2 separate regions of the Homo sapiens genome follow, and region 1 is linked to region 2. Evidence: read pairs that join two places in POLR2A ChIA-PET (ENCODE). Cell type or tissue: HepG2. All regions are shown on one strand. Each heading gives the region's core, and the rest is flanking DNA. Links, peaks and the distances in the headings are about the cores only. Region 1 overlaps RTEL1 (regulator of telomere elongation helicase 1). Region 2 has its middle 7.7 kb from the start of ABHD16B.

Region 1 (6,410 bases), core at 1-4,000, 170 kb before region 2:
TGCTCCTCTGTGGCATCTCCTTCCCTGATGGAAGCCGGGCGGGTGCCTTCTCCTGCTGTATTAGTTAACTGATTCTAGACTTGGGGATGGGAGAAAGGCCCCTACACCACCTGTTTCTGATTGGCAAACTCTCGGCTCCTTTCCAGTGCCCTAAACCCACACTGGGCCTCCTGCAGGGATGGGGGAGGACGAGGTCTGGTGGCACATGCCCAGGGTGATGCTGGTGAGGGAGGACGCAAAGGACAGTGGGGGCCGGGGAGCCGCTCCTGCCCTGTCCGGGCCCTCAGGCCAGGGGGGACCCACTGCTGGCAGCCCCAGCAGCCCCAGCTGCACGCAGATGAAGAGCTCTGGACACACGCGGCTTCCTGAACAGCTTCTCCAGGGACAGACAAATGGGGACCCTGCAGGTTCCCGGCAGGGGTGTCCCTGGGAGCCCATGATTGGGGGTGCGACCCTGGCCCCCTTCTCATTGGCCCCGTCCTGTCCTGCAATGCCCGTCCCATGTGAGGTCTGCTTCTGGCTCCATGCCTATGGCAGCACCTGCTTTCCCTGGCGTAGAGGTGCTTGTCCGGTTTGTGGAGGGCACGCCCCATTTTGGGTGCTCTGGGCACGTTGCCTCTCCGGGGCCTCGGTGGCTTTTTTAGAAGCAGACTCAGAAGTCCCTGACTGGGGAAGCCAAGGCACAGGTGGCTGTGTGGAGCCCTGTGAGGCCTCCTCTGTGCTGCCCACGCTGTACCTGCTGGCCACACGAGATCATGGCAGGGTTAGGCAGGGCTGCCCAGCGCTATGACAGCTTCATGAGTGTCCATCTGGCCTGTGGGGTGCTTGAGCTGGGGGAGGCCGCAGAAGAACCCTGGGATGCATGGCTGGCCTGTGCATGCTGCTGGGCATGGAGCTGCAGATCCCGGAACAAGCAGGCACTGCCTTCTCCTTCACAGACGCAGCTCTGAGCGGGGGCGAGACCTGGGCAGGGACCAGGTGGGGTGGGCACAGGGTGGTGGGGCCCAGGCTCAGCCCTCCCTCCACTGTGGCCGTCTCTGTGGCCAGTGACGCCACAGCCTGTGTCTTCTCTGTGCGGTAGCTGGGGCTGGAAGGACAGCACTGCCTTGTCCTCCCAACTCCTCCCCAAAGGCACGGTGGGCATCCCAGGCCCAGACCCCTCTGTCTGTGGCTCCTGCCTGCCAAGGGCTGCTGTGCTGTCCCGCATGGAGTGTGGTTGGCTCTTCAAGCAGGAGGCCGTGCACCTATCAGGCGGACCTGCTTCCATGTCCCTGATGGGTCACTGCAAAGCACCTCCAGCACATGGCCAGGCGAGGTAGCCCTGCAGCCCAGGGCCTGGAGGGCAGGTGTGAGCTGGCCCGGGCCTGTCCCTCCCTGGAATACAGCTTCCCAGGCTCCCACTTATGGAGAAGTCTCCTCCACACTATGGAACTGAATCCTAGAATGTGGCTTCTGAGGTTCCTACACTCGAACTGAATCCTGGAATGCGGCTTCCAAGGCTTCCAGCTATGGAGAAGACTCCACACTCTGGAACCGAATCCTGGAACGCGGCCTCCCAGGCCCCCAGCTATGGAGAAGACTCCACACTCTGGAACCGAATCCTGGAACGCGGCCTCCCAGGCCCCCAGCTATGGAGAAGACTCCACACTCTGGAACCGGATCCTGGAACGCGGCCTCCCAGCCTCCCACTTAAGGAGAAGTCTCCACACTCTGGAACCGGATCCTGGAACGTGGCCTCCCAGGCCCCCACTTAAGGAGAAGACTCCACACTCTGGAACCGAATCCTGCACACTCCATCGGTTTGGAATTTCCTTTGGCTGCTGCTCTAAGTAGCCGCTGGTGGATGACTCAGCTTCTGCCAGCCCTCGGGTGCCTGGAGGATGAGGGACTGCACACAGTGCTCACCCGCGTTGGCTCCTGAGCCCCTGCAGGTGTGGGCGGTGCCCATAGGGCTGGTGCTGGGTTGGGCCTGCAGCCCTGAGTCACAGGTGACCCTGGGGGCAGAGTGGGGCCAGTGGCCCCAGGAAGAGGATGTGGGATGCACAGCTCAGCTGGAGGCGAACTCCAGGCAGGGTCAGGCCGTGTGCTCGGAAGTCAGGGCTTAGCTGGAGGCAAACTCTGGGCAGTGCTGGCCCGTGTTGGGGAACCAGTTGCCCCTGGGCCCCCGTGAGACTGCTGGGTCCTCATCCCTCTCTGCCTGAGGCCGGAGCTGCCCTGGGCTGAGGCACAGGGGGATTTGTGGTGGTGTTTTTTTGAGAAAGGGTCTCGCTTTGTCACCCCGGCTGGAGTGCAGGGGCTTGATCACAGCTCACTGCAGCCTCAACCTCCTGGGCCCAAGTGATCCTCTTGCCTCAGCCACCCGAGGAGCTGTGAACACAGGTGTGCACCACCGCACTCAGCTAATTTTTAAAATTTTTTTGTAGAGATGAGGTCTTGCCATGTTTCCCAGGCTGGTCTCAAACTCCTGGGCTCAGGCAGTCTGCCCGCCTTGGCCTCCCAAAGTGCTGGGATTACAGGCAAGAGCTTCCATGCCTGCCCAGCAGAAGGCTTTTCGAAGGAAGCTGTTTCCTGAGGCAGACTCAGCCCTGCTCATGGCAGCCACCAGCGTGGGGGTGAACTTGTTCTGTTACTTCCATCCCCGTGGGCCAAATGCTTTGGTAAAACACAAGGCCCTGTGTTTAGCTGTCTTGACAGTGAAAATGGCTGGGAAGGAAGGAAGGAACGGAAGGAAATTTCTCTCTCCTTCTGTGCGTACCCAGGCACGTGCACATGCATGCAGAGTACGCACACACGCACGCACGCCTGCACAAATCCACGCATGTTGCCAAGTCTCTGTGTTCCAGCCGTGGTGTCTGCCCCCCGGTGTTCTCTAGTTCGGCTTCTCCGCATTTCTGTGAATGATTCCGGCTTCTTGGTGTTCCCAGCAGAACTCCCTCAAGTCTGCGGCGGGGCTCTGACGGCGGTGGCTTGGCTGACATGGCCACATTGCTGAGCCTGTTGGGGGCTTTGCGTTCCTGTTCTGGCCGTTTTTGGCTCGTTTTCCAGGAACGGTCGTCACGCGCTCCTCTCCTAGTGCAGGCATCATTCCTTTCCCATTGATTTGCAGGGTTCTCTGTAAGTTCTGAGGATCCCATATACATATACTCTCTGTAAGTTCTGAGGATCCCATATACATATTCTCTCTCTAAGTTCTGAGGATCCCATATACATATTCTCTCTCTAAGTTCTGAGGATCCCATGCCGACATACATATTCTTTCCTTGTCTCATGCTGGTCATTTTTTCCATTTTCATGACAGGTTTGGTGAACACATGTTTCCTTGTCAGATTTTTGTTCTGAGCTTGTGCCTCCCGACCAAGATGCTAAACCGGGTCTTGTGTATTCTCCAAACTGCACTGTAGAGTGACGGAGCTTTGTGTCTGGGCCTCCATGCCTTCTGACGTCACCTGTGGGGGTGTGAAAGGCAGACTCTACCTTGATTTTTCCCAGCACGCCACACCGGTGGTTCTGTGCGCTGACCGAGCGGCTCGGCTTCCCCCAACTCCACTGGGCACCTGCCACACTTTTCCTCATGTTTTTGTTCACTGTGGTTTTGTCGTAAGTCCTGGTGTTGGCCTGAACCAATTTCTTTTTGTTTGTTTTTGAGACAGAGTTTTGCTCTTGTTGCCCAGGCTGGAGTGCAGTGGCGCGATCTCGGCTCACTGCAAGCTCCGCCTCCCGGGTTCACGCCATTCTCCTGCCTCAGCCTCCCAAATACCTGGGATTATAGGCACCTGCCACCACGCCTGGCTAATTTTTTGTATTTTTAGTAGAGACGAGGTTTCACCGTGTTAGCCAGGATGGTCTCGATCTCCTGACCTCGTGATCCGCCTCCCAAAGTGCTGGGATTACAGGCATGAGCCACCGTGCCCAGCCTGATATTTTTAGTAGAAATGGGGTTTTGCCATGTTGGCCAGGCTGGTCTCGAACTCCTGACCTCAGGTGATCCTCTCACCTTGGCCTCCCAGAGTGCTGGGATTACGGGTGTGAGCCACCACGCCCGGCCTCTTGTTCTTTTGAAACCTGCCCTGACGTTTTTTCCATAGTGCATCTTGGAGTCAGCGTGTCTACTTCCTGTAAAAATCTTACTGTGATTTTGACTAGAATGTGTTGAATTCCTGTTTTTTTTTTGAGTCAGGGTCTCTCTGTTGCCCAGGCTGGAGTGCAGTGGGACCATCACAGCTCACTGCAGCCTCAACCTCCTGGGCTCAGGGGATCCTCTCAGCTCAACCTCCCAAGTAGCTGGGACCACAGGCACATGCCACCATGCCCGGCTAGGTTTTTTTTTTTTTTTTTTTGGTGAACACCCTGGGGTTGCACCATGTTGCCCAGGCTGGTCTCGAACTCCTGGGTTCGGGCAGTTTGCTCCTCTCAGCCTCCCGGAGTGCTGGGATTACAGGCCTGAGCCACTGCACTAGGCCATGTTGAATTTCTAGATTAATTTGGGGCCCTCAGGGGCACAGAGAGGAGGGCTGGGCCAGTTGGCGGGAGGAGAGGCCCCTCGGGCTGCCGCATTTTCAGTGCATGGAGATGGCCTATGTTGGGGGAACACAGAGCTCACCGGGGGTCCCTGCAGGGAGGAGAAAGGGTCAGGCAGGTGCCAGCTCCTGTCCATTGGCCTGGGGCTGCATGATGGCAGGGGCCGGTGAACCGATGACCCCTGGGTGTCCTGTGACCTTCTGTGTATGCGGCTGATGCTGCAGAAAGTCGGGTGGCCTCAGGCTCCTGACGGGGCTGCACTTCCTCTGCCTTTCAGATTGTGTTCAGTGTGGACCCCTCCGAGGGCAGCCCTGGTTCCCCAGCAGGGCTGGGGGCCTTACAGTCCTATAAGGTAGGGGCCACCTCCAGGAGGCAGGTGGAGGGCAGCCCTTGTTCCCCGGCAGGGCTGGGGGCCTTACAGTCCTATAAGGTGGGGGCCACCTCCAGGAGGCAGGTGGGGCTGGGGGTCTTCTGGTCCTAAAAGGTAAGGGGCTGCCCCCAGGACATGGGCGGGGCCTCCACACTCCTGGTCCTGTCCCCTCCAGGTGCACATCCATCCTGATGCTGGTCACCGGAGGACGGCTCAGCGGTCTGATGCCTGGAGCACCACTGCAGCCAGAAAGCGAGGTACAGACCTGGGCCCACACGCTCCCCGCCCGCCCGGGTGCAGTGCCCGGCACCACCATGCCACAGGCTAGGCACATGCCCAGCCGTGGATCTCCTGCCCCCATGGGCCTGGCCACCTTCTCCATATCCAGGCCAATCCAGAGCATTCTCCTCACTGTCCCTCTGAAGATTGGAGTTACTGAGAGACGTAGGAGATGGCCTGATGGCACCGTGACCTGCCCAGAGTCACCTGGTTGGTGGTGGCAGAGCCACAGCCCAGCCAGGCCTCCCTGCTGGGACACGCTCGTTTATGCCGAGGCCGTCAGCACAGAGCCTCCACAGTGAGGCACGGCTCTGCCTGCTGCCTCCACGCAGCGCCTGGCCGGGCCAAGCCTCAGGGTCACATCTGAAGGGGGCCCGGCTGGCCCTGTTGTCCGAAGCCCCTGGTGCGCTCAGCCCCGAGGCCCCACGTGCCTTCTTGGCTTCCTGTGCTCCGTGGCGTCTTCGAGTCGGTGCTGCCGGGGACGCTGTGTGGATGGGGTCTGTGAGTGTGCCCTCGGCTCCGTGTCCGGAGCCCTGTGGTTCTTGGGGTGTATCTGGCCCCACCCCCACTGCGTGGTGTCCAGGGTGGGGCTTCACGGCTGCAGCTGCGGGAGCTGCTGCCCCTGCCTTGTGCTCCAGTGGGGCCTTGCCTCTGGGCTTGGTTCGTCCCTCTCTGGAACATTCTTTCTCAGCTGCTGTCCGACCCATGGTGGCATGACGTGGCCCTGGCTGAAGCAGCCCTTGTGCGGTTGCTGTGGTTGGGTCTGCCTGGCCGAGCCGGAAGGGAAGGGCTGGGAGGGCGTCAGGGTGGCGTGGCTTGACCCCCGCTCGGTGATGGTCCTGCAGCAAGGCCTCTCCCAGCAGGAAGCGTCCATCCCGGGGGGAGGCCGGCGCCCCTCACGCAGTTGGGGTTGCGGGAGGCAGTGCGTGCCTGAGGCAGCCGGTGCACAGATTCCAAGGGCCTGGAATCTGTTTGTTCCATTGACCTCTGATGTCACTTGACTTCTCAGAAGCAGCCACTCCCTGCACTGGGCGTTTGTAGGAAATGAGCTCCTGGAGGAGGGGGTGGGGAAGTTCCCCCATTGCAGGGCACACTCAGCCCCAGGAAGGAAACGTGCCTCGTCCCTGCTGACTCCGAATCGCAGTCAGAGTCGTTCTGCTTGTGCCGTGTTGAATTCCCGGCATCCGGCATCCAGACTCAGCCTCCTCCCCAGGCCACGGCCGCCGTGGCCAGTCGGTCAAGC
Region 2 (7,009 bases), core at 1,833-5,832:
TGAGACGGAGTCTCTCTCTGTCGCCCAGGCTGGAGTGCAGTGGCGCGATCTGGGCTCACTGCAACCTCCTCCTCCCGGGTTCAAGCAATTCTCCTGCCTCAGCCTCCCGAGTAGCTGGGACTACAGGCGCCCGCCACCACGCCCGGCTAATTTTTTGTATTTTTAGTAGAGATGGGGTTTCACCGTGTTAGCCAGGATGGTCTCGATCTCCTGACCTCGTGATCCGCCCGCCTCGGCCTCCCAAAGTGCTGGGATTACAGGCGTGAGCCACCGCACCCGGCCTGAATCTCTTTATATGTTTTGGTCACCCCATGACTGCATCCCTAAGAGCAAGGACCTTGCCTGTGCTGCTTGCTGCAGTGACCAGAGCTCAACACGACTGCTCGCCTGGAGGATCTTCTGAACAGACACTCACCCACTGGGTGAATGGGTGGATGGCAGCGGTGCCAGGACAGTGGGTCCTGGTGATGCCAATGGGGAGGTGACGATGGGCTGGAGGCACCACAGAAGATGCCAACGGTGACTGCGGTAAATGAGGTGGCAGCGACCGCGGCCGTCAGCAGTGATGCAGCCGTGGGTGGATGGTCGTAATGGGGAAGACCTCACATAGCCTGGAGACGCCTGCTTCAGCCCTCCTTGAAACTGAACTCACCTGGGGAGATGTCATGTGGCCCCTCCACTTCCCCCTACTTCAGGCACCCATGCTCACTCACACCTTGGAGCCAGCTGTCACCAAAACCCACGCACTCTGAAATGACTACTTGCAGTTTCCCCCTCTGTGGTGCAACTGCCCCCCTCCCCGGCTGTTACACCTCACCAAGCGCTTCGCTCCAGGACAACCCTCCTTTCTCCAAAACAGGCGGCCTTCCCCTTTCTTTGGCTTCCTTCTTATCCAGTTCAGATTTTGTGGTCCACTCTTAGTCACTCTCTCGAAAATGTGGGAAGTCTTCAAATGTCCCTCCTTTTGTGGCACCCTTCTGAGAACTTCAGCCTTGCCAGCACCTAAACCACTGCCCATTGTAGGGAAAATCAAGCCAGGAAGATGGGGGCCACCCAAAACCCATGTCTGGACGTTCTGCTGCACCCGGTCCTGGGGAGTCCACACCTGGCAAACGGAGACGTCTATCCACTCAGTCCCCACCCGCTGCACGCCGTGGTCTTTCCCAAGCACTCCGGACTTAGTCTCTGGATGGTTTGTATGTTAAGCTGTTCCCTGCTCTCCAGCCTTCCCACCAGCATTTACCACCCATTACCTCGCTGACATGCAGACAGGAGCTGAGAAATGTTTAGCTGAGAAATTTTCAGGAGCTTCTTAGAAGTGGCTTCCTTTCAGCCGGGCACGGTGGCGCACGCCTGTAATCCCAGCACTTTGGGAGGCTGAGGTGGGCGGATCACGAGGTCAAGAGATTGAGACCAGCCTGGCCAACATGGTGAAACCCCATCTCTACTAAAAATACGAAAATTAGGCCGGGCACGGTAGCTCACACCTGTAATCTCAGAACTTTGGGAGGCCGAGGTGGGCGGATCACAAGGTCAGGAGTTCAAGACCAGCCTGACCAACATGCTGAAATCCCGTCTCTACTAAAGATATAAAAATTAGCTGGGTGTGGTGGCGTGTGCCTGTAATCCTAGCTACTGGGGAGGCTGAGGCAGGAGAATCATTTGAACCCTGGAGGTGGAGGTTGTGGTAAGCCGAGATCGCGCCACTGCATTCCAGCCTGGGTGACAGGGCGAGACTACATCTCAAAAAAAAAAAAAAAAAAAATACAAAAATTACCCGGGCGTGGTGGCACACGCCTGTATTCCCAGCCACTCAGGAGGCTGAGGCAGGAGAAGCACTTAAACGAGGGAGACAGAGGTTGCAGTGAGCCGAGATGGCGCCCCTGCACTCCAGCCTGGTGACAGAGCGAGACTCCGTCTCAAAAAAAAAAAAAAAAAAAAAAATTGGCTTCCTTTCCAACTCCTTGCACCAGTTTGCAAAGCCCTACCCATCTCCCCACTCCCCATCCCTAGCCTCATTCCTCCTGGTCCCTAAGGTCCCAGCCACTCTGGCCTCTGTTCTTATTCCTTCAGCACTAGGGCCTCTCCCAGGGTCAGCCCCAACTCCACAGCCTAATTCACAGGGTGAATTCCTACCCATCTCTCTGGTCTCAGCTCCTGATCCACCTCCCCTCCAGGATGGCAGCTGCTGGTGTTTGCTTCCTGCAAAACCCTTCTTGGCCGGGCGCAGTGACTCATTTCTATAATCCCAGCACTTTGGGAGGCTGAGGTGGGCAGATCACCTGAGGTCAGGAGTTCGAGACTAGCCTGACCAACATGGTAAAACCCTGTCTTTACTAAAAATACAAAAATTAGGCTGGGTGTGGTGGCTCACACTTGTAATCCCAGCACTTTGGGAGGCCAAGGTGGGTGGATCACCTGACGTCAGGAGTTTGAGACCAGCCTGGGCAACCATGGCCAACATGGTGAAACCCCGTCTCTACCAAAAATACAAAAATTAGGCCAGGCATATTGGCTCATGGCTGTAATCCCAACACTTTGGGAGGCTGAGGTGGGAGAATCACCTGAGGTCAGGAGTTGGTGGCACGAGTCTGTAATCTCAGCTACTCGGGAGGCTGAAGCAGGAGGATTGCTTGAACCCAGGAGGCAGAGGTTGCAGTGAGCGGAGATCGCGCCACTGCACTCCAGCCTGGGCAACAGAACAAACTCTGTCTCAAAATAAATAAATAAATAAAATTAAAACATAAAATAGGCCAGGCTCAGTGGCTCATGCCTGTAATCCCAGCACTTTTGGAGGCCGAGGTGGGTGGATCACCTGAGGTCAGGAGTTTGAGACCATCCTGGCCAACATGGTGAAACCCCGTGTCTACTAAACATACAAAAATTACCCGGGCATGGTGAGGGGCGCCTGTAGTCCCAGCTACTTGGGAGGCTGAGGCAGGAGAATGGCTTGAAACCGGGAGGCGGAGCTTGCAGTGAGCCGAGATGGCGCCACTGCACACCAGTCTGGGCGACAGAGCGAGATTCCGTCTCAAATAAATAAATAAATAATAAAAATAAAATAAAATAAAACCCCTCTTTGGGTTAAATCCCTACTTGCTCACAGCAAATACCCTGAGGGCAAGGATGGGACCGGCCAGTGCTTCGTCCAGCCCAGCAGGCCCGTGACATACGTCCGCCGAATGAATGATTCCCGTTAGGGATGGTAAAGGGGGAAGGTGGGGAGATCAGGTCATCACCAGATGCAGAGAATGACTGAGGTAGGGAGAACTGCCTTCATCCTGCCCTCCTGGTATCCATGGTGGGAGACCACCCAGGCCCAGAAGGACATCAGCTGGTGGAAGGGGAAGCCCACCTGGAATGTGACAGGCTCCAGCCGCCTTCACCCTCCTGGTCCCGGCCTCCACTCAGGTGAGCCACCCTCACCCTCCTGCTCCCCGTCTCCACTCAGGTCATCCACCCTCACCCTCCTGGTCCCTGTCTCCACTCAGGTCATCCAACCTCACCCTCCTGGTCCCGGCCTCCACTCAGGTCAGCCACCCTCACCCTCCTGGTCCCTGTCTCCACTCAGGTCATCCACCCTCACCCTCCTGGTCCCTGTCTCCACTCAGGTCATCCACCCTCACCCTCCTGGTCCCTGTCTCCACTCAGGTCAGCCACCCTCACCCTCCACTCAGGTCAGCACTGCCTGGGACTTTCCAGGGGGCTGAGCGGCTGACCAGGAGCCTTTGCTGGGGCGGCCTGGGCACCCGGGCACTTCCTGCAAGGCCTCCCTCCTTGCAGCCCCAGCTCCTGGCCTGCTCCTTCCTCCTCCGCCCCAGGGGCTTTCCACAAAGCCTGAGGCCTGCTATTTTTAGCTGAGGGAGAGGGCCCAGTTCCTGGCCCCACTGCCGCCCTGAAGGAGCCTGGGCTAAACTGGGGCTGGGGTTGGGTCTAGGGGTTGGGGGAGAGGCTGCAGTCCCCAGCCCAGGCACACCTGGAGTGCAGAGGGGACGCTGCAGGCTGGGCTCCCAGCCCAGTTGGTGGACCAGGCGCTTACCCTGGGGAGGTGGGGCTTAGGGCCTGGGTGGGCTGCCGCCCACTTCCTGTGGCCGCACCCCAGTACTTCAAAGGCTGCTGGCCGCCCTGTGGTCAGTCCAGGCTCCCACGCAGCTGGAGGGGCTGGGCGGGCACACGCACCCCTGGCAGCTGGCCCCCCCTCCCCTCAGGGCAGCTTCAAAGCAGCAGGGGTGGGCAGCCCCCGTGATTAGCACGGATCCCAGGGCTGGGACGGGAGACACAAGGCGGTAATGGAGGCCCTGGCAGAGCCCCTCCTCTGCTCCTATGCTGCCCGTCCCACTGCCTTCCTGGGTTGGCTCAGGGCAAAGGCCCAGGTACCTTCCTGGCCCCCAGATCCTGTCTTGAGGCAGGGGCCACCTTTAGGGGTACCTGCGTCTCTGCTTGGTGCCTGTGGGTTTCGGTGGCCTGGCCACGGAGTCAGTCCCAGTCAGAGAAGCGACAGGAACCGTGGTGGGGGCACCCCTGCGGGACCCCTCGGGACAGCCTCTCTTTCTTACTCCTTTCCTCTCTTCCTTCCTCCCCACTTTCCAACTGGAAGGGGGGCGGGAGGGGAGGGGCCATAAAGGAGAAGGGGCTCCTTGTCCAGGCCTCGGGCTGTGGTGGGCTTGACCTGGCGCCAGCTCCCCAGGGACGGCCTGGGCGGAGGTATTGGGGGCGGGGACCTAGAAGCAGCCGCCCCAGAGTCCGGCAGACGCTGAGAACAGAGAGTGCCTGGGGGGCGGGGGGCAGCTTTCAGGGTCCCCTGGGGTCAGCTCTGGGACAGTTGCCGTTTTTAATCTGCACAAGTGATTTAGAAGGAGCCGCCAGGGCTGCAACCTAGATCCACTCAGACCCAGCTCGGGAAGTGCGGGGAGGCGCGGCCCAAGAACTGTGCCCTCCCCCCAGCTGTGGCCACAGGGCAGCGGGGACCCTGGATGAAGCTTCCACCACCCAGCTGTGGCCACAGGGCAGTGGGGGCCCCGGACGAAGCTTCCTCCCCGAGCTGTGGCCGCAGGGCAGTGGGGACCCCGGACGAAGCTTCCTCCTCTCCTGCCAGCCAGAACCCGGGTTCATGGTGACCTTGCATGCCCGAAGTCTGTCCATCCTGTCCCGGACTGGCTCTCCTCTCCCCTCCCCTCCCCTCCTCCTCTACTCTCAGGCATCCAGGGACCGCCGCCCAGCCCAGCTTCAGGGCCGGAGGCTCCCCCAGATCTAGGGCCTTGAAGGAGCCCCGGTCCCTGAGCTCACAGCACAGACGCCCGGACCCTGGCAGATGCCGGCTTTCAGCCCACCCACCCGGCAGCTGGGAGCCACCCACCCCAGGAAGGAAGGGCTGGGGGTGGGCTGCGCATCCAGCTCGCCGGGGTCCCCACCAAGGACCTTGACTTGGCTGCCAGCGACCACCCCACCCCTGCTGACACAAGCTGGGCGCGCCTCCCTCGGTCTTTGGGCGCAGGGAGGGAGGGCTGGGTCTCCAGTCCTTCTGACCACTCCGCTGCCTGCTTGCGGCCCGTCCCCACCACCCACCACCCGAGCTGCAGGTGCGGTGGAGACGGGGAGGGGAGAAGGTGCAGGGGCACACGGGCCGTCGCCCTGAGGGATTTTCGATGGTTCCACGACTTGGGGGAGCCAGGAAAAAGGGGCAACTTCTGTGGCCTCCCGTGGACTTGGGACCCCTGGTGGAGTCGGAATCCTCACGAGAGACTCCTGTGGGGAAACACATCCTAGGCCCTCTGGGCTGGGCCCCTGGTCCACCTGGGACGCAGGCTGGAGAGGCCAAATGCAGGGGCCAGGAAGCACCAAACTGGCTCTTAGGCCAAGAGCCAAGGGACCCCCACCCTTTCCATGTGTCCCCCAATCCAGGCCCAGCGTCATCCCCCCTCCTCACCCACACCCGGGGCTGACTGTCCGAGATACAGGCTGTGTTTTCCATCTGGTCACCACGCGCCCCCCCAGGTGAGGGTCTCCGAGGGGCAACGCGTGAAAAGCCGGAGCGGATCGCCTCACGGGGCGGAATGGCTGCTGGTGCCGGCCTGGTCAGAGGCCGGGATCGGTATTTGCTGAATATACAACACAGAGGGACCAATAAAAATACAGAGAAAAGCACGGAGCCGCCGGCGTGGCAGAAGAGCCTGCGGAGAAGCTCCCTCAAAGACTGGCAGGCGACACAACCACAACCTGTGGAAAAGCAACTGGGGCAAAGCTCTTGGCTTTAAGAATACCCCCTTGGGGCCGGGCGCGGTGGCTCACGCCTGTAATACCAACACTTTGGGAGGCCAAGGTGGGCAGATCACGAGGTCAGGAGCTCGAGACCATCCTGGCTAACACGGTGAAACCCCGTCTGTACTAACAATACAAAAAATCAGCCGGGCGTGGTGGCGGGCGCCTGTAGTCCCAGCTACTTGGGAGGCTGAGGCAGGAGAATGGCGTGAACCCGGGAGGCGGAGCTTGCAGTGAGCTGAGAACATGCCACTGCACTCCAGCCTGGGCGACAGAGCGAGACTCCGTCTCAAAAAAAAAAAGAAAAGAAAAGAAGAAAAGAAAAGCCCCTAGAGGCCAGGGTCCTTGAACAAAAGTGCGCGATGCCCTGTGTCTGCAGCGGGGAGAGGTCTGGAGCCCGTGTGTCCGACAGCAGAAGTGGACACAGTGGTGCCAGGGCAGGAACCCTGGGGGCATTTGCAGGCCTGTGCTGCGAGACTGCAGTGGCGCTCAGGACACACCTCGGAGAAGAGCAAGCCTGCTGCAGAGTGACATGAACACCAGGTCTGTTTCTGTACGAGCCAGTGACAGAAGACCCCTAGATAAGACTCTCTGTACGTATATGTTTGTAGGCAAATGGAAGGTGAGAAAGACACGGTCCCGACTAGCAAGTCTGGATGTCTACGAGGAGTGTGGGAAGAACGGTTAATCGCTTCACATCCCTGCGTCACTGTGTATGATGAGAATGTTACATTTCGAATAACAAAAATGA

Evidence for each region. Peaks named below come from ENCODE experiments on the same cell type or tissue, not always from the same donor. Only the 100,000 strongest peaks of a DNase experiment are listed, where the experiment ranks them.
Region 1: POLR2A ChIA-PET joins it to region 2 with 6 read pairs; 8 of 35 experiments call an interaction of 5 or more read pairs at or near these places.

Annotation. Positions count from the first base shown.
Region 1 is chr20:63,680,728-63,687,137 of GRCh38, forward strand. RTEL1 (regulator of telomere elongation helicase 1) reads left to right here. Exons shown (of 35, transcript NM_001283009.2): 15 at 4,796-4,870; 16 at 5,064-5,145. RTEL1-TNFRSF6B (RTEL1-TNFRSF6B readthrough (NMD candidate)) reads left to right here. Exons shown (of 38, transcript NR_037882.1): 15 at 4,796-4,870; 16 at 5,064-5,145. Among named protein-coding and RNA genes, the nearest start is that of TNFRSF6B, 13 kb to the right of the region's middle. RefSeq lists enhancers at 1,261-1,985, 2,712-3,436. In HepG2, for the core only: no CTCF peak of the experiment used is centred there; a DNase peak (open chromatin) is centred at 1,944.
Region 2 is chr20:63,850,319-63,857,327 of GRCh38, forward strand. No RefSeq gene overlaps it. Among named protein-coding and RNA genes, the nearest start is that of ABHD16B, 7.7 kb to the right of the region's middle. RefSeq lists enhancers at 668-827, 908-1,007, 3,182-4,035 and a silencer at 4,279-4,328. In HepG2, for the core only: no CTCF peak of the experiment used is centred there; a DNase peak (open chromatin) is centred at 4,237; H3K4me3 peaks cover 1,993 bases; H3K27me3 peaks cover 811 bases.